Regions from separate parts of the Homo sapiens genome. Here region 2 is linked to region 1. A link is an interaction called in ENCODE POLR2A ChIA-PET data of the cell type or tissue named here. Cell type or tissue: K562. All regions are shown on one strand. Each heading gives the region's core, and the rest is flanking DNA. Links, peaks and the distances in the headings are about the cores only. Region 1 holds the start of LINC02265 (long intergenic non-protein coding RNA 2265). Region 2 has its middle 38 kb from the start of RBM47.

The links. ChIA-PET counts read pairs that join two places held together with the same protein. Peaks named below come from ENCODE experiments on the same cell type or tissue, not always from the same donor. Only the 100,000 strongest peaks of a DNase experiment are listed, where the experiment ranks them.
Region 2: POLR2A ChIA-PET joins it to region 1 with 5 read pairs; 5 of 35 experiments call an interaction of 5 or more read pairs at or near these places.

What each region holds. Positions count from the first base shown.
Region 1 is chr4:40,306,982-40,319,945 of GRCh38, forward strand. It overlaps LINC02265 (long intergenic non-protein coding RNA 2265), which reads left to right and starts at 204. Exons shown (of 4, transcript NR_121641.1): 1 at 204-505; 2 at 1,296-1,347. RefSeq lists enhancers at 624-673, 1,244-1,373, 2,378-3,016, 2,947-4,146, 3,017-3,655 and 2 more and a silencer at 2,311-2,605. In K562, for the core only: no CTCF peak of the experiment used is centred there; a DNase peak (open chromatin) is centred at 5,000; H3K4me3 peaks cover 359 bases.
Region 2 is chr4:40,659,852-40,675,948 of GRCh38, forward strand. No RefSeq gene overlaps it. Among named protein-coding and RNA genes, the nearest start is that of RBM47, 38 kb to the left of the region's middle. RefSeq lists enhancers at 1,832-2,337, 3,810-3,949, 12,431-13,630. In K562, for the core only: no CTCF peak of the experiment used is centred there; no DNase peak of the experiment used is centred there; H3K27me3 peaks cover 370 bases.

The DNA of each region.
Region 1 (12,964 bases), core at 3,672-6,171:
AGACAAATGAGAGTTCTGTTGGGCACAACAGAACTGCTAACAGGTCTTTCACTATATTTCTTTCTCTCTCAGCCATTGATGGGTGTCTGACACCTCCAAACTCCCTCTATGCTGGGCTGATTAGAAGTGGAGGAGTTGTCTAAGATGCAACTGTTTGAACTTCAGCGGTGGAAGGTTGGGCAGCTGGGCCCCAGGTGTGTGCATTCAGACTGTAGCAGGAGTGATGCCCTCTCCCCGTGGTCCATCAAGCTCTATCTATAAGATGAGTCTCAGGAGACTGAGTACCAACCTCTAGACAGGAGCAGGGAGGGATATAAAATAGAAATGTTGACAAGGCAAAGAGAATGATGCCCCCAAGGCCACTGTGGTTCTACAGACTTATGTTTGTGCTCGAGTTAGAGCAGGATGAGGTTGGAAATGAAGCTTACAGAGTTACAAGGGACGGCGGTAGTTCCAGAAAGGACAGGGTCATCTGGTTTTTGGAAGGCATCTTGGAGATTTCATCGTACGTAAGCCATCCAGAGCTAGTATGTGGGCTGCATGATGTTGGGGACTTGCTTTCCTCCTGTCTTTTTGCTCTACTGTTCTCGATACAGAACTTCTCCCTGTGAGGTCCGATGGTAGTTAGGGAGCAATGGTGCTAATAGGAGGCTTTGTTAATGAGAACAGGGATGCCTGCTAGATTTGGGGTTAGAAAGGAAAACAAAGAAATGTGATGAGGTCCTAGTGTCGTTGGCAGCTGGCAAATTCATTACATCATCAAGCTCTCTGACTTAAGTCTCTTGCCTACCTTGCGCTGGTTAAAACGAAAATGTAGCCCTCAGCGCCGCAGAAAACAATTCTCCAGGGCTGTGACCATGGGGTGCCAGGGAGGAAGTGAAACTAATTGGGCAAAGACTCTTCCTGTCTGTCCATTCCTCTGTGTGGCCCTCTGGTAGAAGCAAGGATTTATGCATGTTGGGCTAGATATGAGTGAAAAAGGGGAAACATGGTCTGAAGGAGGACTTTGGGGTCAGGAATAGTCTAAAGTTTAGCAATTTTCTTTTGCTTTAGGAATCGCTCTTTGACCTCATTTTTTTTTTCTTTTTAAGTGAAGTTTCCAAGCAGAAAAGGCAGTATTTGCCAAGTGCTACAATTCACTCTAAGCTGATTGGGTTCTGAACACGAAGGCCCTTTTTACTCTCACAATCATTTAAAAACAGTAGTAGTAAGTGGGGTGTTTTCGCACTAATTTACAGGTTCCTCATTTGTTGCTATGATGACCCCCTGAGGCCGGAATTGTTATCCTCTTACAGATGGGGCAGTTGAAGCTCAGAGAGAAGTGGCTTGACCAAGGCCCAACGGCAGGTGAGCAGCAGAGTCTAGGGTTTTATCTTTCTATCACACCTGTCACCGTGGTGCCCGGGGATGAGCAGTCACTTCAGATAAACGTTGAGGTTTCTGTTACCAGCCGTCCTCCGGGCCCAGTGTGATTAGTCTACTTTGCTCAGCTTCCTGTAGGTGTGTTGTGATACTCTGTAGATACTTTATTTCCTCTTCTCCCCTAGTTCGTCCAGAAATACAAACTGTTGAATTTCTTTATCATCATTTTAGAAGTGATAAACATTCCCAAAAGGTATGTTATTTCTGCCATGGAGTTGGCAGTCTTTATTCATGCAGAATGCATTCTGGAGTGTTTTGTTTTAGTGAAAAGAAGACATTCTTAGAAATTGAAGACAAAGAGGAGAGGAAGTGAGCCCGCAGGGGGCATGTTCCCATGGGATTGGGAGTCAGGCATCTTTAGGTATCTCTGCTCCCTTCTCCTCGGGAGAAAGCAAGGACCACTGCCTTCTAAGTCAAGCAGACCTTGGTTCAAATCCCAGCTCTGGCGAAAATTCTTGAGGAAGATATTTAACCTCTCTGAGCCTCAGTTTCCTCATCTAGAAAATGGGGAGAATAATATCACTTTCTTCATTGGGTCATTGGGGGGAATTTAATGAAGTAATGCAACATTTTTCCAAGTGTGATATACATCCTATAGGTGATAGATGATTTTCTGGTGATATAGATATTCTAATGTAATAATTATAACATACACACACCAGCACACCAAAATCATCATTTCACAGGTCTGATTGCTTAGGGTGTGGCTAGGTAAGAAGCATATATAACCCACATTAAAGACTATTTTAATACAATGTTAAATGTGTGATAGAGATGGCATCAGTGGACTAGAGAGGGGGAACGACCATCACCAGGAATCCCTGAAGGAATGTGTATGAAAGTGGGCCCTGCCCACTTTGGTTGAAGTCTTCCACCCTGGTTGACTTTGGACAAAGGAAACCAGGCAGATCCAGGTTGGATGGGAAGGCTGGCTCTCCCTGAGACCTGAAGCCAGGGGCCCTGTGAAGAGTCCCTGTTAATTTCATCTTGCGCTGCTGCCCTCTGGTGTTCACGCGCTGTTCCCAGTGTCTTGAGAGCAAGTCAAAGCCGAGCCAGTGCGATTTAGAGCGTGAGCGCGACCCTGTCTGGCCCTTCTCCCACTTCTTTGTTTCCCTGCTTTCAGGGACTTTCCGAGTCCCATCAATCCCACCACCTTGGCCTATCCTCCCCCAAGTGTCACTTCCTCCTGCAGCCTAGTCGCAACTCCCCTTCCCCCAAACTCCTTACTAATCAGCAGAGGATGCTCTGGTTCTCAGGTGTGAACAACAAATGAGCTTAGTTTACTGAGGGGACATTTGTTTTAAAAGAGAAACCAGTTTAACAAAACAAAAACTCAAGTCAGCAGGAAGTGAAGTGGCTATATTTTTGAAATGAGGGTCTTTCCTTGTCTCCCAAGCTTCCTCTACAGAATGGAACCTGCTCTTTAAGCAGGCAGCCACATCCCGGGAATGAAATCCTTCAAAGGGAATGAATTGCCTTTCTTCCCAGCCAATTCTACAAGAAACTTTCAAATAGTTTCACTTTCTGTGTTCGAACATAATACTTATAACTGAGAACCCCAAATATAAGTGGTTTTTGTTAAATCACTGGATATAATAAAGGCTGGGTGTGATGGCTCATGCCTGCAATCCCAGCACATTGGGAGGCCGAGGTGGGTGGATCACTTGAGGCCAGGAGTTCGAGACCAGCCTAGTCAACATGGTGAAAGCCCATCTCTACCAAAAATACAAAAATTAGCCAGGCCTGGTGGCAGGTACCCATAGTCCCAGCTACTCGGGAGGCTGAGGCAAGCGAATTGCTTAGGTGGAGGTTGTAGTGAGCTGAGATCGTGCCACTGCACTCCAGCCTGGGTGACAGAGCGATACTGCATCTCAAAATAATAATAATAATAATAATAATTTATTTACCTCTCATGTAAACAGAGACAACCCAAGACTGTTATGGCGGCTCCCTGATCACCAGGTTTCTTCCATCTTGTTCCATTCTCTTCAACACATGGCTTCTACCTCGTGGCCCAAAATGGCTGCTCCAGCTCCAAGCTTGGTTCAGCGTTTCAGTCACTGGTCAGGAGGAAAGGAACAGAGAAGGGTACATTCTAGTTCTTTAAAGTGCTCACTGGCCAGGTGCGGTGGCACATGCCTGTAATCTCAGCACTTTCGGAGGCCAAAGTGAGAGGATCACCAGAGGTCAGGAGTTCGAGACCAGCCTGGACAACACAGTGAAACCCCATCTGTACTAAAAATACAAAAATTAGCCAGGCATGGTAACACATACCTGCAGTCCCAGCTACTCAGGAGGCTGAGGCAGGAGAATCACTTGAACCTGGAAGACGGAGGTTGCAGTGAGCTGAGATGGCACCACTGCACCCCAGTCCCCAGCAACAAAGCGAGACTCTGTCTCAAAAAGAAAAAAAAAGAAAAAAGAAAAGAAAGAGAAGTGCTCACCACTCTCCCTTACATCCTGCTGACCAGTCCTCAGACATGAGTTCACTGTCAGGTATACTGGGGAATGAGGCAGAGCAACCATGGGCCTTGGTAACATTTGACATTTTATTACTGAAGAATTAGAGAATGGATTTTGGAGACAATCAGCAATCTCCTCTATAAGCCGATGGCTGGCGTTGTGAAAGATGTTCAGACCCAAGAAGGATCAGATCCCAGAACTAAAAAGAAGCTCTAGCATTTCCCTCCTGTCATCGAGGAAATGCTGCTGGAACAACGGCTAATACTCTAAGCCTCGGCCGGGACGCGGAGATTGTAGTCTGGCTCTGCCTCTCGCCACTATCATGGCCTTGAGAGAGTTACCTAACATTCCAGAGCTCAGTTTCTCTCAGATGAGGTTACTTCCTGCTCTACAATGATGACTATATATACTTGTCATGGCATCAGGCAGTTAAATAGACAATGAATGTATTTTTTCTTCCTTTCAATCGTGAACATTTAATGTTGTGAATAATTAAGAATACACATAACTGGCTGGGCGAGGTGGCTCATGCCTGTAATCCCAGCACTTTGGGAGGCCGGGCGGGGGTGGATTACAAGGTCAGGAGATAGAGACCATCCTGGCTAACACGGTGAAACCCCATCTCTACTAAAAATACAAAAAAATTAGGAGGGTGTGGTGGCGGGCACCTGTAGTCCCAGCTACTCGGGAGGCTGAGGCAGGAGAATTGCTTAAATCTGGAGGTTGCAGTGAGCTGAGATTGCACCACTTCACTCCAGCCTGGGCAACAAGAGTGAAACTCCATCTCAAAAAAAAAAAAAAAAAAAAGGAATATAGATAACCAATTTCTGGCCCCCAGTTATCCTTTTAACCTTGCAAAACTCCTTCCTTTTGGCTAGAAGTGAAGTCTTTGGCTGGGAGATCCACTTTATGTTCCTATTGAGCTTTGGAAGCAGAAGGTCTGAAGGAACCGACAAAGACCCTCACAGTTGTGAAGTCTCTGTTTATACCGAGCAGTAGCGGCTGCCTTCGCCCGTCTCAAACTGCGGGGACAGGAAGCATATGGAGCCAGTTGATAAAGAGGGTATCAGCTGTGAGCACACTAATCTCGAGGAAATGGGGATCCCAAAGGCACCTGGATTAGCCACAGACCAAAGGAGCCCTCTTACAATTCCTTTCAGTTGCTAAGACACGCTATGTTTGAAAGAACACCCCCCAACCACACCCAAGAAAGAAAAACATAACCTGCAATTGCTCAATTCCTTACAGATAGCCAGCAAACCCTAGCATCTGGGCCTTAATAAAGAGCTAAACTGCAAACAGAAAAGCTACTTTGTCTGCTTCTTGCGGCCAGAGAGCGAACCTGTGTGCTAGTTGGTCACCATGGCTACAAGATGTGACTTTTCTAGTTCTGTGTGATAGAGTGGCTGAGCAGGGTGGTGGCAGGAAGAGGACAAATCAAACATCCAACTAGGAAATGGGGCACTGGGTGGCACGTCTCCATCCCAAGCTGAGCCTTGCTCTTGTTTTGACAGAGACTCCCTGGAGACTGGCCTTGTGACGAGGAGGACAGGTACTCCTGGTTGCAGCATCTGGGGTACCATCTTCCCTCTTCCTAGGATGACTTTCAGCTTCAGGCAGACCAAGCCTGAATCAAAGGAGAAGGGATCCAGAAAGTTACGTGATCTGATTTTAAAGCAAGGACACAGGAGCCAGTGTGAAGGGGCTACCCCTGGGCAAATCGGACACAATTTGAGCACCAAAGTAATTAAGGACAGCAATGGGATGTGAACTATTGAAAAATAGGAATCCCCAGCCTAGGCTATATCACTAGACCCCATCTCTACAAAAAATTTAAGAAATTAGCCAGGTGTTGTGGCTCATGCTTGTAGTCCCAGCTACTTGGGGGGCTGAGGTGGGAGGATCACTTGAGCCTGGGAGGTCGAGGCTGCAGTGAGCTGTGATTGTGCCACTGCACTCCAGCCTAGGTGACAGAGGGAGACTCTGTCTCAAAAAAAAAGGGGCAGGGGAAGAAAAATGGAAATCTACATGTGCATACTGATAATAAGTAGATAAGGAGGAGGTGGGGGGATCTTGCTTACAGTAGAATCCTGCAAAGTGCTAACTGGTAAATGTGCAGGGTGAGCTGGAGTTAGAAAATCATCATTTGCCACCATCCAAGTGAAAGCTGGCTCAGGCAAGGATCATTAATAGTTGCTAAATTTAAGTGGAAATTCTGATGAGGAGCAGGATATTTGCATGATTTTTAAAGTACCTATTCACAGATTGCTTATTGGTTACAAGAGAAAAAATAGTAATTCTACAGTGGAGAAGTCAAACAACACGTTGATTGGGTGATCAAAATTTATGTCACCAGTAAGGGGCAGATGGACCTTGTGTGCTTCCAGATGTGATGCTCCAAAAAGGACACAGTATCACCTATTTAATGTGCTGTCCAGGAATGCATAACCTGAATTTAATGATGGGAAACATCAAAAAACCCCAAATGAGAAAATTCTATTTAAAAATAGAAAAGAGGGGACTAGTATTCTCCAAAAATGATAGTATTGTAAAAGACAAAGAAAGGCAGTGTAAAATCTTCCAAATTAAAGTAGACAACAGTTGCGGCAGCTAAATACGGTATGTAACCCTGATCTTAGACTGTATTCTATACTAAAAGGGAAAAAATGATATATAAGACATCATTGGGTCAACCAGAAAATGAGAAAACAGATGGTAGGCTAGATAAAACTACTATATCAATTTTTTTTTTTTTTTAAATATAGAGTCTCTCTCTGTTGCCTAGGCTGGAGTGCAGTGGCACGATCACCGCTCACTCCAACCTCCACCTCCTGGATTCAAGCGATTCTCTTGCCTCAGCCTCCCGAGTAGCTAGGATTATAGGCATGTGCCACCACGCCCAGCTAATTTTTGTATTTTTAAAAGAGAGGGGATTTCACCCTGCTAGCCAGGCTGGTCTTGAACTCCTGACCTCAAGTGATCCACCCGCCTTGGCCTCCCAAAGTGCTGGGAGTACAGGCATGAGCCACTACACCCGGCCTTATCAATGTTACATTTACTGAGGTTTGTAACTGAACTATGGTTATGGAAGAGAATATTCTTAAGAAATACACACTGAAATGTTTAGGAGTAAAGGGCCGTGAAATATTAGTATTTAGAGAGGAGACAGAGAGAGAGAGCTGGGTAGGTAGATAAAAGACATGCAAAATGCTAACTATAGGTGGCTATGGTGTAAGGGAACAGGCTATTTTTTGTAGTATTTTTATTCTTGTAACTTTCTGTAAGTTTAAATCTTTTCCTAATAAAAAATAATTAAAAAGAATACAACTCTTAAAGGACACACACATGCTGCTGTGATGCACAGACCATGGAGGGGAAGGGCAGGAACCGGCCACATGGTCAGGCTGTCATTTCGGTATTTCAGGCGAGAGAAGATGGTGGCTTAGACCAGGACAGTGATAGGAAAAGGGACACGGGGCATTTGGGTTCTGGATATGTCTTGAAGGTACAGCTATTAGGATTTTTTGATTAATTCCATGTGGAGTTGAGAGAAAGGGAAGGGGCAATGGAGAGCCCCAAGTTTTCTGGCCCGAGCAACTGGAGCCTGGAGTTGTCAGTAACTGGGATGAAGTGGAGGGAAATGCAGATTTGAAGTGGGAGATTGAGAGTCCGCTTTTGGATATGGGCCTGGGTAAGTGGATTCAGGGAACATATTATTTAATTTTAATTAAACTAAAGTGCATAAAATGGATACTTAGCTTTAAAAGATTTCTACAAAGTAACCACAAATCAAAGATAAACTGAATACTGTAAGTGAAGGTGAATTTCCAAAATACTGCATTTTTGGTTGGTGAGATTGTAAGATTGGTGAACAATACTCTTCTTTGTTTAGATCTATGTATATTTGTGAGGAGTCTCTTCCTGCGACGACAACCTTACATTGACAATTAAAATATGCTGAATTTAAAATCAGACCTCAGAGTAACTGTAATACAAGATGTTAAACCAATATTTTAAAATATAATGAAGCATATTCAGTCACATTGTGCTTGTCAAAAAGAGCAAAATTCTTTTATTATATTGTATACAATTGTTATTATATAAATAAATAATTTAATATATTTATTTCATCTTTAATTCAAAATGGATATTCACTAAGATATCCTTTTTGGTGTCTGTCCTGTGAGATGAACAATAATTTAGTCATGTCACTTAACGATGTGGACATTTTGTGAGAAATGCATTGTTAGGTGATTTCATCATCATGTGGACATCATAAAGTGTACTTACGCAAACCTAAATGGTATAGCCTTTGCTCCTAGGCTATCAACTTGTACAGTATGTGATCTTACTGAATATTGTAGGCAGTTATAACACAATGGTTACACAGTATATGGGATCACAGTATATGTGGCCACTTCGCGTTGACTGAAATGTTTTGTAGCACGTGACTCTATTTTATAAAGTCATATATATGTATGTAATCTATAAATTTAAAAAATACATAAATAGGGGAGCATGCTCAAAATTTGAATCAGTAAATGGAGAGATCAGAAAAGTTTGGAGACCTCTGGGTTAGAATATAACACTAATTCCAGCCAGATAAGGCAGTTACCTTTGCCATCATCTGTTCCCTTCCAGTAAAGGTGTGGTGTGGATGGAACAGTATAGATTCAGACCCATTGCTAGGGACCCCAGCTCACTGCATATGTGTCCAGTGCATTAAGAGGTTTTGTCTAGGGCAAATAAGTGATAATACATCATCTAATGGAATATTCTGCAAATTCTAAAAAGAATGGATCAATTTGAATTGATATGGAAAGATGTCTGAGATACAATAAGTCAAAAAAGCAAGTGATAGAACAATGTACAGTGTCAAATAGACAAATCATACACATGTGCTGTGTATTCACAGAAACAGGGGCTACCTGTAGAGAGTGGAGAAGGAAATTTGTTTTTAATGTACTGTTTAATAAAAAAAAACATAAACATGTATTTGTTCAATATTTAAAAAGTTTTGAAATGTTTATCCTCTTTGAAACTCCTTTTATGATGTTATCCTGGAGAAATAAAGATATAATAACTATTTTGTATTAAGTTGATCATTGTGACATTATAATGGTGAAAAATTAGAAATAACCTAAACATCTAGCATTTAGAGAATGATTAATATTGGGAAAATGAACTGTAATATAATGCGGTCTTTTAAAAATCAAGTTTCTGAAAATTTCACCAGATGGAGAAATACTGACAATATGCTAATTAAATTCACTATTAATCTTGATGTAAAATCTGTGTTAATCTCCATGATGTTAAAAATGCATAGAAAAATAAAAAGCCTAGAAGAAAATATTCCCAAATGACAACAGAAGTTGCCTCTGGTAGTGAGATTACAGGAGATTCTTTATTTTCTGAACCTTTGTATTTTCATATTCTTTTCACTTTTTTTCTGCAGTAAGCATGCATTATTTTGTAATGTGAAAGAAAAAGAAAGTAAAATACTGAGAAAATTATGACGTGCATTCCTGGCATGAGTCAGGAGCTGAATTTTCATGTTTAAATTAGTTTCAGAAACACAGGAGTGGTTTCTAGGCAACCTGCTTGGGAAATTATGTTCATTTCCATTGTTGCTGGAGTGTGCGTGAGTGTCTGAAAGAAAATGTAAGAGACGAACCTTTGCAAAAGCAGACTCCTGCTAAGGAAAAATAAGCTTTGCCACCCAGTTTTGGTCATGGGGACTTGAGTTACTGTGACCTCAGAGGCCCCTAGGGGCCTGATCATTTTTTTTCTTTCTTTTTTCCTCCATCTTTTCTTTTCTTTTCTTTCTTTCTTCCTTCCTTTTTCTTTGCTTGCTTTTTTTTTTTTCAAATGAGTGATTGATTTTAATGAGGATTGCTATAGGATGCTATAGGATGCTATAGGAATGTCTAATGTACAGTACATTAGACATTCAAGCCTCTGCATAAGGTGTGGGAAACTGAGAGGGGAGAGAGAATCAAGCAAAAACCCCCACTCTGTGCCTCTGCTGAGAATCCAGGGCTGTAATTGAGGCCGTTGCAAGGCTTTACAAGACGGATTGTAGCTCAGGATGTGAAAAGATTGCCTCATCATCATGTGAGTCATTTACCATTATTATAGACAATCCTGCTGTGCCAAAGGGCTTTTAATCAGAAGGAAACACTGAAAAATGGAATCAGGGCTAAGAAACGCTTGGCCCAGCCTGATGGGCTGTGGAGGATGGTCTGAGTTAAGAATATTTTTTAGCCTCAAGGGAGATGCGTTCTTCACTAAGCGTTTGCAGAAGGTGCAGAAGGTATTGTTCTCAGCCCACGGTGTGTGTTTTGTTGACCTTGACTGCGTTTTTCAGCAAGAAGGAAAGGCTATTTGCCTGATAAATGGAATCGGAGCTCAGCGTCTCGCTCCTAGGCCCCCTAGTGGTTGTCTTTTGCAATTAAAAAAATGAAGTGACGTGAGGTCAACAGCAGGCTCTTTGGGTAACGATCGCAGGTGACTAGAGTGTGCTGCCTTTGACGCTGGCTCCCCCAGACTTCATCAAAGCTCAGGGGAGAAGCCTTGAAAATCAGGAGCTCCAGAGGGACAGACGCATTTCCTCACAGAACGCGGGACAGGAAGGCAGGAACCTTCCGTTGTGGATGGTGAAGAGCTTGTTCTGTCTTCAAACTTCTGAACCAATGTCCTGCATTCCATGTATGTGGCTCATGGTTCTGACCACTGCTGCTTTAAAATGACAGACCTCTGGGCCGGGCACGGTGGCTCACGCCTGTCTGTAATCCCAGCACTTTGGGAGGCCGAGGCGGGCAGATTACGAGGTCAGGAGATCGAGACCATCCTGGCTAACACGGTGAAACCCCTGTCTCTACTAAAAATACAAAAAAAAAAAAAAAAAAAAAAAAAAAAAAAAAAATTAGCCGGGCTTGGTGGCGGGCGCCTGTAGTTCCAGTCCCAGCTACTCCGGAGGCTGAGGCAGTAGAATTGCTTGAATCCAGGAGGCGAAGCTTGCAGTGAGCCGAGATCGTGCCACTGCACTCCAGCCTGGATGACAGAGTGAGACTCCATCTCTCACACACACAAAAAACAAAACAAAACAAACAAACAAACAAACAAACAAAAAGACAGACCCCTGGAAGGTAAATGAAGAGAGGGACCAACAGTGACTGCCCCTCCTTCTCTGGCAGCTCTTGAGGGCAGGCCCTTCTCTTTTCATCTTGTACTCCAGGGCTTATCAAAAGGGCTTAGTATAAGTAGACTCCACAGATGCTTGTGGTCTGAATGATATGTGGAGCCCAGTGGGGTAGATAATATTATTCCTTTCACCCATGAGGAAACTGAGGTGCAAAGAAGATTTTTTAAAAATGCCTGAGATCTCTCACTAATAAATGACAGAACAGAAACTCCAGTCCCAAATCCCAAAGGCTTTTTTTCTACCAAGATGCACCCCCACGCCTCCACCATGCACTCCATCTTGCTGGTCCAGTCCGTCAAGTGAGAGCCTCGTTTTTGGTCTCTGCCTCCTATGGATCAGTCCACCCTGGAGGCACAACCTTCTTTCCCTTCTCTGAACTTCTGGTTCAGACCTCTCATTTGGCAGCGAGTCACGCCTTTAAGGAATAGTTGGCAGGGTGCAGTGGCTCACGCCTATAATCCCAGCACTGTGGGAGGCTGATGTGGGCAAATCGCTTGAGCTTAGGAGTTCGGGACTAGCCCGGGCAACATGGTGAAATCCCTGTCTCTACTAAAAATAAAAAAAAAAAGTAGCTGGATGTGGTGGCGGTGCCTGTGGTCCCAGCTCTCTGGAGGCCGAGGTGGGAGGATCGCTTGAGTCCAGGAGGCAGAGGTTGCAATGACCTGAGATTGCACCATTGCACTCCAGTGGGTGACAAAGCAAGACCCTGTCAAAAAAAAAAAAAAAAAGAGTCAGGTGCAGTGGCTCACGCCTGTAATCCCAGCACTTTGGGAGGCCAAGGCAGGTGGATCTCCTGAGGTCAGGAATTTGAGACCAGCCTGGCCAACATGGTGAAACCCCGTCTCTACCAAAAATACAAAAAAATTAGCCGGACCTGGTGGCAGGCGCCTGTAATCCCAGCTACTTGGGAGGCTGAGGCAGGAGAATCTTTTGAACCCGGGAGATGGAGGTTGCAGTGAGCCGAGACTGTGCCATTGAACTCCAGCCTGGGGAACAAGAGTGAGACTTCTCTCAAAAAAAAAAAAAAAATAGTCTTCTTGCTTGCATTACTTATTTAACTTTTATTGTTATTCAGCTTTTCTTAGAAATTTGTCTTTTTCCTCTAAATATTCCATAATCACCTTGAAGGATGAGATGATGTGTAGTTAATTCTTGTGAACTCTCTGCCCAGCATTCAGTAAATATTTGCAGTATGAGTGGATTTTGCAGCACTATTCTGATCAAAACTCACCTCTCAGTGCCTGTTTCTACTGGGAAACTAGGAAATATTTTTTTTGTTTTGTTTTGTGTTGTTTGAGACAGAGTCTCGCTCTGTCACCCAGGCTGGAGTGCAGTGGCCAGATCTTGGCTCACTGCAACTTCTGCATCCCGGGTTCAAGCGATTTTCCTGCCTCAGCTTCCCAAGTAGCCGGGACTACAGGCGCCCACCACCATGCCAGGCTGATGTTTGTATTTTTAGTAGAGATGGGGTTTCACCATTTTGGCCAGGCTGGTCTCGAACTCCTGACCTTGTGATCCACCCACCTTAGCCTCCCAAAGTGCTGGGATTACAGGTGTGAGCCACCATGACCAGCTGGAAGTGGTTTTAATATTTATCTTAAAACATGTATTCTCATCAAAAAGGTGATCCACTCCCCTCTGCTGAGGGGCTTACAACCTAAGTTAAGTTAAATACAGTTCTCTTTTCTCCAGAAGCTTAACTCTTGAGCTTGTACTTATCTTACTTATCTTGGCTATTACTACACTGGATTTAGGTCAAAGGTAGAATTTTTTTTTTTTTTTTGAAACAGAGTCTCACTCTGTCGCCCAGGCTGGACTGCAGTGGTGCGATCTCGGCTCACTGCAACCTCCACCTCCCGGGTTCAAGTGATTCTT
Region 2 (16,097 bases), core at 5,890-8,389, 360 kb after region 1:
AGGTAACCGTTGGGTATGTACGTGCGCGCGCGCGTGTGTGTGTGTGTGTATCCTTTTAGAGATACGAAGCAGGTAGACAAGCATATATGCATATGTACCTTTCCTTTATCTCTTTTTGCATAAATGATGACATACTATCACACTTTTCTGCCCTTGCTTTTTTTTAGTTGCAATGTAATTCAAAAGTGTAACTGATTTCTGTATGTGCTTTTGAATCCACCTAATTCTTTTAAAAAGGCTGTTAATATTCCACTTGTGGATTTGCCAAAATTTATTTAAATTTAAAAAGCCAGGCACGGTGGCACGTGCCTGTAGTCCCAGCTACTCGGGAGGCTGAGGCAGGAGGATCACCTTGAGCCCAGGAGTTTGAGGCTGCAGTGAGCTATGACTGTGCCCCTGCACTCAAGCCTGGATGACAGAGTAAAACTCTGTCTCTTAAAAAAGAAAAAAAAAGAAGGTATGATGATATGTATAACTAGGCCGGGCTCGGTGGCTCACGCCTGTAATCCCAACACTTTGGGAGGCCGAGGCGGGCGGATCACGAGGTCAGGAGATCGAGACCATCCTGGCTAACACAGTGAAACCCTGTCTCTACTAAAAATACAAAAAATTAACTGGGCGTGGTGGTGGACGCCTGTAGTCCCAGTTACTCGGGAGGCTGAGGCAGGAGAATGGTGTGAACCCGGGAGGCAGAGCTCGCAGTGAGCAGAGATTGTGCCACTGCACTCCAGCCTGGGCAAAAGAGCGAGACTCCGTCTCAAAAAAAAAAAAAAAAGATATCTATAACTGTCCTATCTCTAACACACACAGCATGTTATTTCTATTTAAGAAAGGAAATGGAAGATGTGAGTTTTTGTCACAATCACTTTTTCTCAAATCTGGAGAGTTACCTGTTTTCAAAGGCACCTTAGGAAGCCTAGGAGAAGCCCATGATCATTCCTTTTTTTTTTTTTTTTGAGACAGAGTCTCTGTCACGCAGGCTGGAGTGTAGTGGCGCCATCTCAGCTCGCTGCAACCTCTGCCTTCTGCATTCAAGCGATTCTCCTGCCTTAGCCTCCAAGTAGCCAGGATTACAGATGCACTACCACACCCAGATAATTTTTTGCATTTTTAGTAGAGACAGGGTTTCGCCATGTTAGGCAGGCTGGTCTTGAACACCTGACTTCAGGTCATTCACTCCCCTCGGCCTCCCAAAGTGCTGGGATTACAGGCATGAGCTACCGCATCTGGCCTCTTTTTTTTTTTTTTTTTTAAGACAGGGTCTCACTCTGTGGCCCAGGCTGGAGTGCAGTGGTGTGATCATAGCTCACTGCTGGGACCACAGGTATGTACCGCTACATCTGGCTAATTCTTTTTTATTTTTTTGTAGAGACAATCTTTTTTATTTTTTTGTAGAGACAGTCTTTTTTATTTTTTTGTGCATTCATTCTTGATCACTCAACTCATTTAACCAAGTGGTTCAATTCTTCAGAACGTTCCTTTTTCCACAGATAAACTAGGAATAAAAACAATGAACCAACCACAGAAGTTCACCTTTTTCAATCTTGATGCCACCACAGGAACTGGAAGACCTATGTTTGACCACCACCCCCACTCCCCAACCCTTGACTCCTGCCAACCCCCGCCTCACTTACAAACTATATGATTATAGCAGCTGTGAGCAGGAGCAATTTGCCCAGACAGACGGAATTTCCATCTTGACTTAACTTCTTTCTAGAAGTGGAATCAGAAAATACTGTGTAGTCATCTGTGTCTCAGTTTCCTCATCTGCAACATGAGAATACAAATAATAGCACCTACCCATATGATTTTTATGAGGTTCAAATGAGATGTTACGTAAGGCATCTAGCACAGTAACTGGCGTATATAGTACAAGTTTAACCAGTGTCAACTATCATCATCATCATCATCACCACCACTATCATTATATGACTCTTCTGAGACTTACTTTCCTCCCTTGTAAAATCACAGGTAGCCTACAGTCTCCATAACCAGGAACGGGAGTGGTCTTCTCTCTGTTTTGCTAATGAGTAAAATGAGGCAAGGCATGCTAAAATGACAATTCTCACAGAATGAGAAAAGAGAACCCCTGAAGAGAATGGTGAGCTCCATTTTGAAGCAATGGGTCTGCTGTGTTCTTCCTGGCCCCAGACCACACAGGACTCCTGCCTCAGGGTTCACATCAGCAGGGCACCTTGAACCTGCTCTGACGGGCTCCGGAGAGCCAACTGTTAAATTTTCAGAAAGTCTGTAAGCCAGTTGTTAAACACAGCCATTACTAAAATTAAATTATATGAACTTACGATGAAATACATTACACTTACAATGGAGCAATACATACTCAAAACTTATCACTTCCTAATGATTTTATTACAGTTCACTGTGGTTTATGTTTTTAAGGTTATTTACATCAATTGTGTTTGTTTGTTTTTGAGACGGAGTCTCGCTCTGTTGCCCAGGCTGGAGTGCGGTGGCATGATCTCAGCTCACTACAACCTCCACCTCCCAGGTTCAAGCAATCCTCCTGCCTCAGTCCCCACTAGTAGCTGGGATTACAGGCATGTGCCACCATGCCCGGCTAATTTTTGTATTTTTAGTAGAGACGGGGTTTCGCCATGTTGGCCAGTCTGGTCTTGAGCTCCTGACCTCAGGTGATCCACCTGCCTCGGCCTCCCAAAGTGCTGGGATTACAGGTGTGAGCCATCACACCCAGCCTGTTTATTTATTTATTTATTTTGAGATGGAGTCTCGCTCTGTCTCCCAGGCTGGAGTGCAGTGGCATGATCTTGGCTCACTGCAACCTCTGCCTCCTGAGTTCCAGTGATTCTCCCACCTCAGCCTCCCGAGTAGCTGAGATTACAGGTGCCCGCCACGACGCCCAGCTAATTTTTGTATTTTTAGTAGAGATGGGGTTTCACTATGTTGGCCAGGCTGGTCTCTAACTCTTAGCATCAAATGATCCACCTGTCTCGGCCTCCCAAAGTGCTAGGATAACAGGCATGAGCCACTGCACCTGGCCATATTTGAACAGTGGAAATTGTATATAACAGTATGCTACTTCACATTTTCTTCCCAACTCTTCATTCAGTGATGTCAGATTAGTAGCTTGAAATCAGCCAGAGTGGGAATATTTACACTGCAGAAATCAGCAAACACTACAGACAAGCCCTTCTGCCTCCCCCAAGCTGGTGGTTAAACATCCACCAGCACACCACTGGCTCAAACCAGCACATGCAGCCAGGGTCTCTTGGAAGAAAACTCCTATTGCTCTCAGAGAGAAGAGTGTGTGGTTATTATCCCGTTGCGCCTAAATCAGGGGCCCATGAAGAAATAGGCTATTAGACATGGCCCTCTTATACTGTTTTCTTAACGAAAGTAAAATAAATAATTCTGAGCCCTTGGCCCACAGCCAAGGTCCTCTCGGGTTCAATTCTTCATCCTCTATTTGCAAGAGCTAATCATAGTGAAGGGTGCACGAAGCAACCGTTCTTTGTGTTCAGAGTGAAATAATGGCTTGTCATCCCTGAGAGTACGAAGGCTCTGTACTCCTCAGTGCAGTGAACACAAATCCCAGTCGCATGGCATCTGGCTTTTTCTTTTTCTAAGTGAATCAGAGTCTTTATGAGTAAACGTTTAGCTTTTTCCTCCACCCACTCTGGCCCAGCCATGACCAGGAGAGTGTTTTTTGTTTTTCTAGTTGAATTGACTCACCGATAGTTTTAGGAACCTGTTGGTTTGCATGTTTAGTTCTTTTTTTTTCCCCCATACCAGATTTGAAACCTAGCATGTTTAGTTTTGATCTATCAGAAGGAGCTGGAATCCTTGTTTGCAAACTCACTGATTATATAGCATATATTTGACTCTGTTTTTGTTTAGAGAAAAAGATACCCACTTCTAAAATAAAGAACTGAGGCCAGGCACGGTGGGTCACACCTGTAATCTCAGCACTTTGGGTGGATGAGGCAGATGGATCACCTGAAGTCAGGAGTTCCAGACCAGCCTGACCAACATAGTGAAATCCCATCTCTACTAAAAATACAAAATTAGCCAGGTATAATAGTGCATGCCTGTAATCCCAGCTACTTGGGAGGCTGAGGCAGGAGAATCACTTGAACCCAGGAGGTGGAGATTGCAGTGAGCTGAGATTGTGCCATTGCACTCCAGCCTTGGCAACTGAACAAGACTCCATCTCAGAAAAAACAAATAAATAAAATAAAATAAAAAACTCAGCCCTGGGCTTGCTTTGTTCTCACAGCCACATAACTTATCCACAAAATAATAATGAGAATCACCAAGGAATATAAAGACTTTTTGTAAATTAATAAAATGAAGTACGTAACTGGTATGCTGTTTCAAGAATAGCCCAAATATATATTTTATATATATAATTTTATTTTTAAAAATTATTATTATTATTATTTTTTGAGACTGAGTCTTGCTCTGTCTCCCAGGCTGGAGTGCAGTAATGCAATCTCAACTACTGCAACCTCTGCCTCCCAGGTTCAAGCAATTCTTGTGTCTCAGCCTCCCAAGTAGCTGGGATTACAGGCACCTGCCACCACAACTGGCTAATTTCTGTATTTTTAATAGAGACATAGTTTAGCCATGTTGGCCAGGCTGGTCTTGAACTCTTGGCCTCAAATGATCCACCCAACTTGGCCTCCCAAAGTGCTGAGATTACAGGTGTGAGCCACTGCATCTGGCCAGGAATAGACTATTTTTAAAATTTTATTTATTATTATTATTTTTTATATAAAGACAGGGTATCTCTATGTTGCTCAGGCTGGTCCCAAACTCCTGGCCTCAAGTGAGCCTCCTGCCTTGGCCTCCCAAAATGCTGAGATTACAGGTATGAGCATTAAATGCTCGGCCTAAAGAGTTATTTTTGGGCAGGTGTGGTGGCTCACGCCTGTAACCCAGCACTTTGGGAGGCCAAGGCGGGTGGGTCATGAGGTCAGGAGATCAAGACCATCCTGGCTAACAGGCAGAGCTTGCGGTGAGCCGAGATTGCGCCACTGCACTCCAGCCTGGGCAACAGAGCGAGACTCCGTCTCAAAAAAAAAAAAGTTATTTTTAATAAAGATATATAAAAAAATATTGCTTTAAAAGTTTCTTAGGCAAGGAATGTATAAAATTGAGTACGTCTCCAAATTCCTATTCTGATATAGCAACTGCTAACAATTACTGAGTTTCTATCATGAGCAGATATTGTGCTAAGTATTTTATGTGCATAATTTCATTTAATTTATTGAACAAATATTATTGAGCACTCATATATTGTTCCAGGCAATGTTCTAGACATGGGTGATACTAGCAGGGAATAAAACAGACAAAATCTATGATCTTATAAAAATGGATATATAATAGGTCAGACGGTAATAAGTGCTATAAAGAGAAATCAAACTTGGCTAAAGTGGGGTGAAAAGTACCTTTAGGTGAAAGGTGGCTGCTGTTAATTTATTATAGGGTGATCAAAGAAGATTTCTCTAATAGGTTAACAGTTTTCTGGGCAAAATTGTTTCTAGATAGAGGACACCGCAAAAAGTAAGAAAATGTTGAACATTTGACTTTCTAAGATAAAATAAGATAAAAATTACTATTTTATGGATGAGTAAACTAAGACTAAGGATTATTCTTTTTTTTTTTTTTTTTTTTTTTTTTGAGATAGAGTCTTGCTCTGTTGCCCAGGCTGGAGTGCAGTGGCGTGATCTCAGCTCACTGCAACCTCCGCCTCTAAGGTTCAAGCTGTTCTCCTGCCTCAGACTCCCAAGTAGCTGGGACTACAGCTGTGCGTCACCATGTCCAGCTAATTTTTGTATTTTTAGTAGAGACAGGGTTTCACTATGTTGGTCAGGCTGGTCTCAAACTCCTGACCTCGTGATCCACCCACCTCAGCCTCCCAAAGTGCTGGGATTACAGGCGTGAGCCACCGCTCCCAGCCTGACTAAGGATTATTCTTATATGTGCCCATGTCACCTACGTAATAAGAGGGAAAGTCAAAGCACAACCCTCAGACTATTAAGTCTATGCCTTACTCTCCCAAACATCATTCAATTTACTCATCCCAACTAAGAGCTCCTCTTTTAAAAGATTGGCAGAACATAAGACTACCAGGAATTAATTGGTGCTGCTGTCAGTTCTACAATTTAGTCTAGCCTTAGGCAAATTACTGACACTTGCTCTTCTCCAGAAACTGTAAAATGGGATTTAGGTAATTAACAACTCAGAACAACTATTTTGAGAATTAATTAGCTAATGGTTACAAAATACCCTGAACATTAACAATAAGAGTGTTTTCATTCTGAGTATCACATTTTCTTCTGAATGGAACTCCAGGTACCTCCATCCTTGCCTGCTCTGAACTTCCACACCCAGGTTCTCCTCAGATTTCTCTCTATTGGCAAAACCAATTAAGTAGATAGTAAAACCAGAGTGCATGTATCATCTTTTAAAAAAATTTTCTTTCAATAGTTTTGGGGGTACAGGTGGTTTTTGGTTACATGGATAAATTCTTCAGTGGTGATTTCTGAGATTTTAGTGCACCTGTCACCTGAGCAGTGTACACTGTACCCCAAAATGTAGTCTTTTATCCCTCTTCCCCCTCCTGACTTTTCCCCCCACCCCAAGTCCCAAAGTTCATTATATCATTCTTTTTTTTTTTTTTTTTTCAAACAAATTCTCACTCTGTTGCCCAGGCTGGAGTGCAGTGGTACGATCTCGGCTCACTGCAACCTCTGCCTACTGGGTTCAAGCTATTCTCCTGCCTCAGCCTCCTAAGTAGCTGGGACTACAGGTGTGTGCCACCATGCCCAGCTACTTTTTGTATTTTTTAAGTAGAGATGGGGTTTCACCATTTTGGCCAGGCTGGTGTCGAACTCAACCTCATGATCTGCCCACCTCAGCCTCCCAAAGTCCTGGGATTACAGGTGTGAGCCACCATGCCTGGCCCATTACATCATTCTTATGTCTTTGCATCATCATAGCTTAGCATCTACTCATAAGTGAGAACATATGATATTTGGTATCCATTCCTGAATTACTTTACTTAGGATAATGGCCTCCAGCTCCATCCAAGTTGCTGCAAAAGGTATTATTTCGTTCCTTTTTGTGGCTGAGTAGTATTCCATGGTGTATATATACCACATTTTCTTTATCCACTCATTGCTTGATGCGCAGTTAGGTTGGTTCCACATCTTTGCAATTGTGAGTTGTGCTGCTCCAGATATCATCTTTAACTCCTTTGCCTTCTCCACATACATTTCCAAGTCCTGTTCATTCTACCTCCAAAATGTATCTTGTATCCATTCATCTCTCTCCATCTTCAATCTATTTCAATACCCCATCATCTCTTGCATGGAGGAGTGTAATAATTGGCTAACTGGCCACCTCTTTTTCCAACTTGCTCCTTTCTTAAGCATTCGCCACACAAAAGCCAGAGTGACCTTTAAAATCAGAAATCACTGGGCATCATTTCCTACTTAAAACCTTTCAGTGATTGCCGGCTGGGCGCGGTGGCTCACGCCTGTAATCCCAGCACTTCGGGAGGCCAAGACGGGCGGATCACGAGGTCAGGAGTTCGAGACCAGCCTGGCCAACATGGTGAAACCCTGTCTCTACTAAAAATACAAACAAAAATTAGCCGGGAGTGGTGGCAGGTGCCTGTAATCCCAGCTACTCTGGAGGCTGAGGCAGGAGAATCGCTTGAAACCAGAAGGTTGGCTGGGCTAGATGGCTCATGCCTGTAATCCCAGCACTTTGGGAGGCTGAGGCAGGGGGATCACGAGGTCAGGAGATCGAGACCATCCTGGCTAACACGGTGAAACCCCGTCTCTACTAAAAATACAAAAAAATTTAGCCGGGCATGGTGGCGGGTGCCTGTAGTCCCAGCTACTCGGGAGGCTGAGGCAGGAGAATGGCGTGAACCCAGGAGGCAGAGCTTGCAGTGAGGCCAGATCGCGCCACTGCACTCCAGCCTGAGCGACAGAGTGAGACTCCGTTTCAAAAAAAAAAATAGAAAGAAAGAAACTGGAAGGTGGAGGTTGCAGTGAGCCGAGATCGCGCCATAGCACTCCAGCCTGGGCAACAAGAGCGAAACTGTCTCAAAAAAAAACAACCCTCAGTGATTGCCTATTGCAGACTAAGTACAGCACAATATCAGCTTGGCACAATTCCTTACCATGGCTAGGGTGACCTCATCCTGTTTTGCCCAAGACTTTCTTGATTTCAGCACTGAAAGTCCTGCATTTCAGGAAACCCTCAGTTCTGGGCAAACTGGGGCAATGGTTCCCCCTAACCATTGCCTTTAAGGCCTCACTCACATGAAGAGCTCCTGCCTGCCTCACAGCCTCACCTCATCCACTGTGCCTTCAATCACTACACCCTCTGCACACTGGCCTTGGTCTGGTTCTAAGGCAGCCCGGCCCTTTCCATCCTCAAGGCCTCGAGGGTTGTGCTCGCCTTTTCCCTTGCCTGGAAGGCTCTTCCCATGGCTGGATTCTTCTCATCCCTTAAAGCTCAGTTTAAATGCTCCAGAAAGGCCTTTCCTGATCTGAGTTAACTCAACAGATCCTATCTGCTATTCTTTATGATATCATTCTTCTATTTCCTGCCTAGCACTTATCACTAGTGAAAAGGAAAAAAAGAACCCTTTTTTTCTATACTCCTACAGAACACTTCTGACAACACAACACATGTCAGGAAAACCAGGTAGGTTTTTCACACGAAGCGATTCACCAATTCTCTGCAGACAACAGCTGGGTGTCCTACAATTTATCTCAATTCTGACACTAACTGTCTGGAGTTAGCACAGACCCCACTGGGGAAGGGCTCAGTCCCATAAGACTACCCTTTGATGCCAAAATGCAAGCCTGGGATTCCTACAGTGTTTTTTTTTTTTTTTTAGACGGAGTCTCAAAAAAGCCTCTGCCTCCCAGGTTCAAGTGATTCTCCTGCCTCAGCCTCCTGAGTAGCTGGGATTACAGGTGCATGCCACCATGCCCAGTTAATTTTTGTACTTTTAGTAGAGACAGGGTTTCACCTTGTTGGCCAGGCTGGTCTTGAACTCCTGACCTCAAGTGATCCTCCCACCTTGGCCTCCCAAAGTGCTAGGATGACAAGTGTCAGCCACTGCATCTGGCCCAGCCACCCAGTTCTAATTAGTAGTTATCTGCTGTTGTCAAGGCCTAAGGTCAAGGTCTAAATTCATAACCTGTCTCCCTGAGCCTAGAGGACCTTGATTCTGTTGCTCCTGAAACAGCTGGAGTAGGAAGGAGAACAGCTGCTATGCCCAGAAAACTGTGCAGGAACCGGTGGGCTTCCTATACTTCTGACCAACTAACTATAAATAAAGGGTTCTCACAATCCCCTCTTTGGGTTCCATAATTTGCTAGAATGGCTCACGGAACTCAGGAGCACGCTTTGCGTACCATCACCCAGTTCATTGTAAAGGATGCAACTCAGGAGCAGCCAGGTGGAAAAGATGCACAGGGCAAGGTATGAGGACAGGTGGAGCTTCCATGCTCTCCAAACATGCCACCCTCCCAGCATCTTTTTTTTTTTCTCTCCAGCCACATCCTTTTGACCTCCCAGCATCTTGATGTGTTTGTTCACTCACTTGGAAGGTCTCTGTACCCTGTTGTGTAGGGGTTTTATGGAGGTTCCGTTATGTGGGCATGATTGATTAACTCACTGGCCATTACTGATTGAACTCAAATTTTAACCCTCCGACTCTCCCCAGAGGTTGAACGGTGGGGCCGAAAGTTTCAACTGTCTAATCACAAAGATAGCTCCCCTGACAGCCAGCGCCCCCTCCTTAGGGGTTTTCCCAAAGTCACTTCACGAACTTGTGAAGGTGTAGGCCGGGTGCAGTGGCTCATGCCTGTAATCCCAGCACTGTGGGAGGCCAAGGCAGGAGGACCCCAAGATCAGCATGGGCAACGCAGTGAGACCCTGCCTCTACAAAAATTTTTTTAAATTAGCCAGATGTATTTTAAAATACAGCCAGACATGTGCCTGTAGTCCCAGCTATTTGGGAGGCTGAGGCAGGAGGATTGCTGGAGCCCAGGAAATCGAGACTGCAGCGAGCTGTGATCATGCCACTGCACTCCAGTCTGGGTGACAGAGTGAGACCCTGTCACCAAACAAAAACAAAACAAAAAACTCAGGTATAGTTGAAAGGGGCTTTTTATGAGTAACAAAAGACACTCTTTTCAAATTATCACTTGGGAAATTACAAAGGTTTTAGGAGCTCTAGGCGGGAAATGAAGACAAAGACTAAATATATATTTTTTATTATACTGCAATATCACACTAGTCTTGATTTATTTTCTTTTTTACTTTCTTTTTTTTTTTTTTGAGACTGTCTCACTCTATCACCCAGGCTGGAGTGCAGTGGTGTGATCTTGGCTCACTGCAACCTCTGCCTCCCGGGTTCAAGCGATTCTCCTGCCTCAGCCTCCCGAGTAGCTGGGATTACACACGTGCGCCACCATGCCCGGCTAATTTTTGTATTTTTAGTAGAGATGGGGGATTTCACCATGTTGACCAGGTTAGTCTCGAACTCCTGACCTCAGGTGATCCGCACACCTCGGACTCCCAGATGGCTGAGATTTCAGGCGTGAGCCACTGCGCCCGGTCTTGATTTATTTTCCATTTACCTGTTTATTGTCTGTTTCTTATCCCTAGAATGTGAGAGGACAGGGGCCTTGTCTGCATTGTTCACTGTGGTATCCCCAGCACATGACACAAAACATGTGCTCAGAAAATACTTACTGAAAATACTTACAGAAAATACCTACTTTACAAGCCTCACCTCTACCAAACAACAGGTGGACTCAAGCCCTGGAGGGACAGAGATTAAGGTCTCACAAACACCAGGACATCTGGTCAACCTGGTTCCTCCCAATGCCTGCAGGTGATTGAGAGCTGACCTCAAAGGGACCTCAAAGAAATTCTGGTTTATCTGGAGTTCTAGAGAGGTTAAAGGACTAGCCCTATGTTATACACTCAGTTTACATTTAACATAGGGCTAAAACCAACATTTCCTAATTCCCTACCAACTGAGCTCTAATTTCAAAGTATCTTAGTGTAAGAAGAAATCGCCAGATCCCATCTGCTCTAGTCCTTCCAAACAGCACCCTATCATTACCCGCATTTAAAAGATAAGACATCTGGTGCTAAAAGAAGTAAATGACTTTTCCTAGGTCACACGCCTATTGAAAGGCAAGGAAGGACTTCATTCGTTTTTTTTTTTGTTTTTTTTTTTTTGAGGCGGAATCTCACTCTGTCACCACCAGGCTGGAGTGCAGTGTTGCCATTTCAGCTCACTGCAACCTCCGCCTCCTGGGTTCAGGTGATTCTCCTGCCTCCTGAGTAGCTGAGACTACAGGTGTGTGCCACCACACCCGGCTAATTTTTGTATTTTTAGTAGAGACGGGGTTTCACCATGCTAGCCAGGCTGGTCTTGAACTCCTGACCTCAGGCAATCCACCCACCTCGGCTCCCAAAGTGGTGGGATTACAGGCGTGAGCTACTGCGCCTGGCCTGAAGGACTTCATTCTTACACCACACTGTCTCCAGGTTTTTGTTTTTTTGGTTTTTTTTGAGACGGAGTTTCGCTCTTGTGGCCCAGGCTGGAGTACAATGGTGCAGTCTTGGCTCACTCCAACCTCCGCCTCTCAGGTTCAAGCGATTTTCCTGCCTCAGCCTCACAAGTAGCTGAGATTACAGGCGTGTGCCACAATGCCTGGCTAATTTTGTATTTTTAGTAGAGATGGAGTTTCTCCATGTTGGTCAGGCTGATCTTGAACTCCCGACCTCAGATGATCTGCCCACCTCAGTCTCCCAAAGTGCTGGGATTACAGGCTTGAGCCACTGCACCCGGCCTTGTCTCCAGGTTTTAATCTTCTGTATTCTAGATTTTGTACAACCATGGAATTAAGTATCTTTCCCATATTAGACCCATTAGCAAATACCCCTGAGAGAGAGAGAGAGATTAGGTGCAGAAATAGCTCAGGAATGCCAAATCATTTAACAGATGCAGTGCTTTTGTTCTTGATTCATTAATTCATTCAACAAATATTTGATTCCCTACTATGTGCTGTAAATTATTGTGGATACTGGGAATACAGCAATGAATAAAACAAAACCTCATGCGGGAGAAAGGCAATGACAAACAAATAAACATATTTGTACATCTGAGGCATATCAGGTAGCCAAAGTGCTATGAAGAAGAATAAAGCAGGGGCCGGCGCGGTGGCTCACGCCTGTAATCTCAGCACTTTGGGAGGCCAAGGTGGGTGAATCACCTGAGGTCACGAGTTCGAGACCAGCCTGGCCAACATGGTGAAACCCTATCTCTACTAAAAATACAAAAATTAGCCAGGCATGGTGGCACGTACCTGTAGTCCCAGCAACTTGGGAGGCTGAGACGCGAGAATCGCTCGAACCTGGGAGGTGAAGGTTGCAGTGAGCCGAGATCGTGCCACTGCACCCCAGCCCGGGAGACAGGGCAAGACCCCCTCTTCAAAAAAAAAAAAAAAAAAAGAATAAAGCAGGATAAGGAGACAGTGACGGGCAGGGAACAGCGCTGCTTTAAATAAGTTGGTCAGGGAAAGACACTCCAGTCAGATGCCACTTGAGCAGAGATCTGAGTGAATTAACGACATGAACTAGAGAAAGAATATTCCACGCCAAAGAGAACAGAGGCACAGTGGCCCAAGGCAGGCAGGAGTTTAGCATAACTCAAGGGAGGGTCCAGAGGTCCTGCGGCTGGAGTGGAGTGAGCCGGAAAGAGGAAGGAAAGGTCACATGAAGAGCTGGGGCCAGGTCCTGATGGTAAGTGCTCTTTGGAACTCCTCCTTTTAAAACTGGCGTGTCTTCAGGAAGCTGAATATCTACAAAGCTAGGCCTCGGAGAGAAGGCTTTTCCTGAGTATGTTTGTGTGAGTGATTCCGTGTGTTAACAAAGCGCCCCAGGATTTGCCTTTTCTTCCCCTGTTTCTTGCTGTTAGAATGTTAATCTGGCTAAATCCATTCAGCTTCACTCGTTTGGAAATCAGTCATCTAATGCTTGTAGCGAAAAAAGGAGACAAGCTAATACATCTCAACAGAGCAGATACGTGGGAGCCACTCCCACAGATCAAGATCCTTGCAGAAACCCAAGCCATTGTTCAGCCAATAGTAAATAAGAATCCGAGTCATTCTAAAACTGAGTAGAAAGCTGAGTCATCCTTCCCTCTATCAAGAGCTTTATTCCTTTTGCATCCTGTGGATCTTGGTTGGTTAACACATTACTGAATGGTGACGTGGGTAGGTCTGTCTGCCTGCATCAAATCCTGCCCTAACCACATTCTCAAGATAGTTTTCACCACATTTACTAAACTTCCTTGAACCTCAGTTTCCTCCTCTGCAGGAGGAGGGTATGAATGCTTTATTAGTTTTCTACTGCTGTGTAATAAATTAGCACAGATCTAGAGGGTAAGAGCTACTCCCACTCATCATTTCACAGTGCTGTAGGCCAGAGGCCCCAGATGGCGTAACCAGGTTTTCTGCTAAGAGCCTTGAAACGCTGAAATCAAGATGTTGGTTGTCCGTGTCCTCACCTAGAGCTCAGGGTCTTCCTCCAAGCTCATCCCTGTTGTCAGCAGAATGTAGGTTCCTGCAGTTGTGGGACCGAGGCCTTGTTTCCTCACTGGCTGTCAGCAGAGGCCATTTCTCAGCTCCTTAAGCCTGCCCCCTTCCTCCACAGTGACCCTCTATTCCAAAGCAGCAACTACACACCTAACCCTTCTGACACTTGGAAAACATCTGACTTCTGCTCTCAGCCAGAGAAAGCTCTCTGCTTTTATTCTTTTTTTTATCTACTTATTTATTTTGTAGAGTGGGGATCTCGCTATGTTGCCCAGGCTGATTTTAAACTCCTGGGCTCAAGTGATCCTCTTGCCTTGACCTCCCAAAGTGCTGGGATTACAGGCATGGGCCACCATGCCTGCCGCTTTCTGCTTTAGCAGCTCATGTTCACCCAGATAATCACTCTTTCTTAAGGTCAACTGTGCCATACAACATAATATAATCATCAGAGTGAAATCTCATCATATTCACAGGTTCCAGAGATAAAGGACATCTTTAGGGTCCATTTTAGACATTCTGCCTACAACAAATGCCTTCCTTGCAGAACTCTTTTGAAAATTAGAGATGATGTATGTGTGTAAAATAGTTGCCAGCTGCTAATAGCTGCTATTACTATAAGAGCCTCTTTGATGCAGGGAGCAACTAAGTAACTGAGCTACTCAGTGAATCAAGTATAAGACCAGACTCCGGTGCCAGGGCTGTGGCTCATGCCTATAATCCCAACACTTTGGGAGGCCGAGGCAGGCGGATCACCTGAGGTCGGGAGTTCAAGACCAGCCTGACCAACATGGAGAAACCCTGTCTCTACTAAAAATACAAAATTAGCCAGGCGTGGTGGCGTGTGCCTGTAATCCCAGTTACTCAGGAGGTTGAGGCAAGAGAATAGCTTGAACTGGGAAGGCGGAAGTTGCAGTGAGCGGAGATCACGCCACTGCACTCCAGGCTGGGTGACAGAGCGAGACTCCGTCTCAAAAAAAAAAAAAAGATCAGACTCCAAACAGTCTATGGTAAACACCTATCATTACCTTTCTTATATGTATGAATATTAAAACAGCATTTCACGCATAACAAGTACACTGTTTTTATTGGAGCATTTATTAATGAGTTGATTTGGAAGTTCACCTTAGACAAAGATTGAGTTCCTCCCCTTTTCTCTGAATACATTATTTCTCTCTTTTATCAAATCATTTTGGCAAAGCTGCTGCTTCTTCTTCCTTCTCATGTACTTTGGTGGAGTTCCTTAACACAGGACTCTGCATTTGGCTTTTATAGCACAAGTATTGCTATGATCTGAATTTGGTGATCCTCCAAAATCCATACTGAAATCTCTTTTTCTTTTTTTTTTTTTTTTTTTTGAGATGGAGTCTCACTCTGTTACCCAGGCTGGAGGGCAGTGGCACAATCTCAGCTCACTGAAACCTGCACCACCCGGGTTCAAGGGATTCTTGTGCCTCAGCCTCCCAAGTAGCTGGAACTACAGGCACGAGCTACCATGCCTAGCTAATTTTTTTTTTTTCCAGAGACGAGTCTTACTCTGTCACCCAGGCTGGAGTGGAGTGCAGTGGCACGATCTCGGCTCACTGCAACACCTCCACCTACTGGGTTCAAGTGATTCTCCCGCCTCAGTCTCCCCAGTAGCTGAGACTACAGGCACCCTCCACCATGCCTAGCTAATTTTTGTATTTTTAGTAGAGACGAGGTTTTGTCGTGTTGATCAGGCTGGCCTCAAACTCCTGACCTCAGGTGATCCGCAAACCTCGGCCTCCCAAAGGGCTGGGATTACAGGCATGAGCCACCACACCCAGCCAAAACTTTAAGGACTAAGAGCTAGACCATAATGTGTCAGAAGACTCTTTTCCCCTCTGCCATGGCAACTGGCAATATTCCAAATAGCTTCTGTTCTTTTAGCCTGGGGGATACCTGTAATTATAGCATAACACAGTCCACCTGGGACTCTCACAGTGGCGACACTGAATATTTCTATGCAACCTTAAAAATCTCCACAGATTGGCCAGGCATGGTGGTTCACTCCTCTAATCCCAGCACTTTGGGAGGCCGAGGAGGGAAGATCACCTGAGGTCAGGAGCTCGAGACCAGCCTGGCCAACATGGTGAAACCCCATCTCTACTAAAAATACAAAAATTAGCCAGGCGTGGTGGTGGGTTCCTGTAATCCCAGCTACTCAGGAGGCTGAGGCAGGAGAATCCCTTGAACCCGGGAGGCAGAGGTTGCAGTGAGCTGAGATCACGCCACTGCACTCCAGCCTGGGCAACAGAGTGAGACTCTATCTAAAAAAAAAAAAATCTCCACAGATAGGTTTATTATTATTCCTGTTTTACAGACTGTGTAACTAAGGCTCAGAGAAGTCAAAGAACGTGCCCATAGTCACATCTAGTAAGTGGTTAAAGCCAAAATTCAAACCCAGACCACTGGATTCCTAAATCTGAGCTTCTAACTATAGCCAGTAAA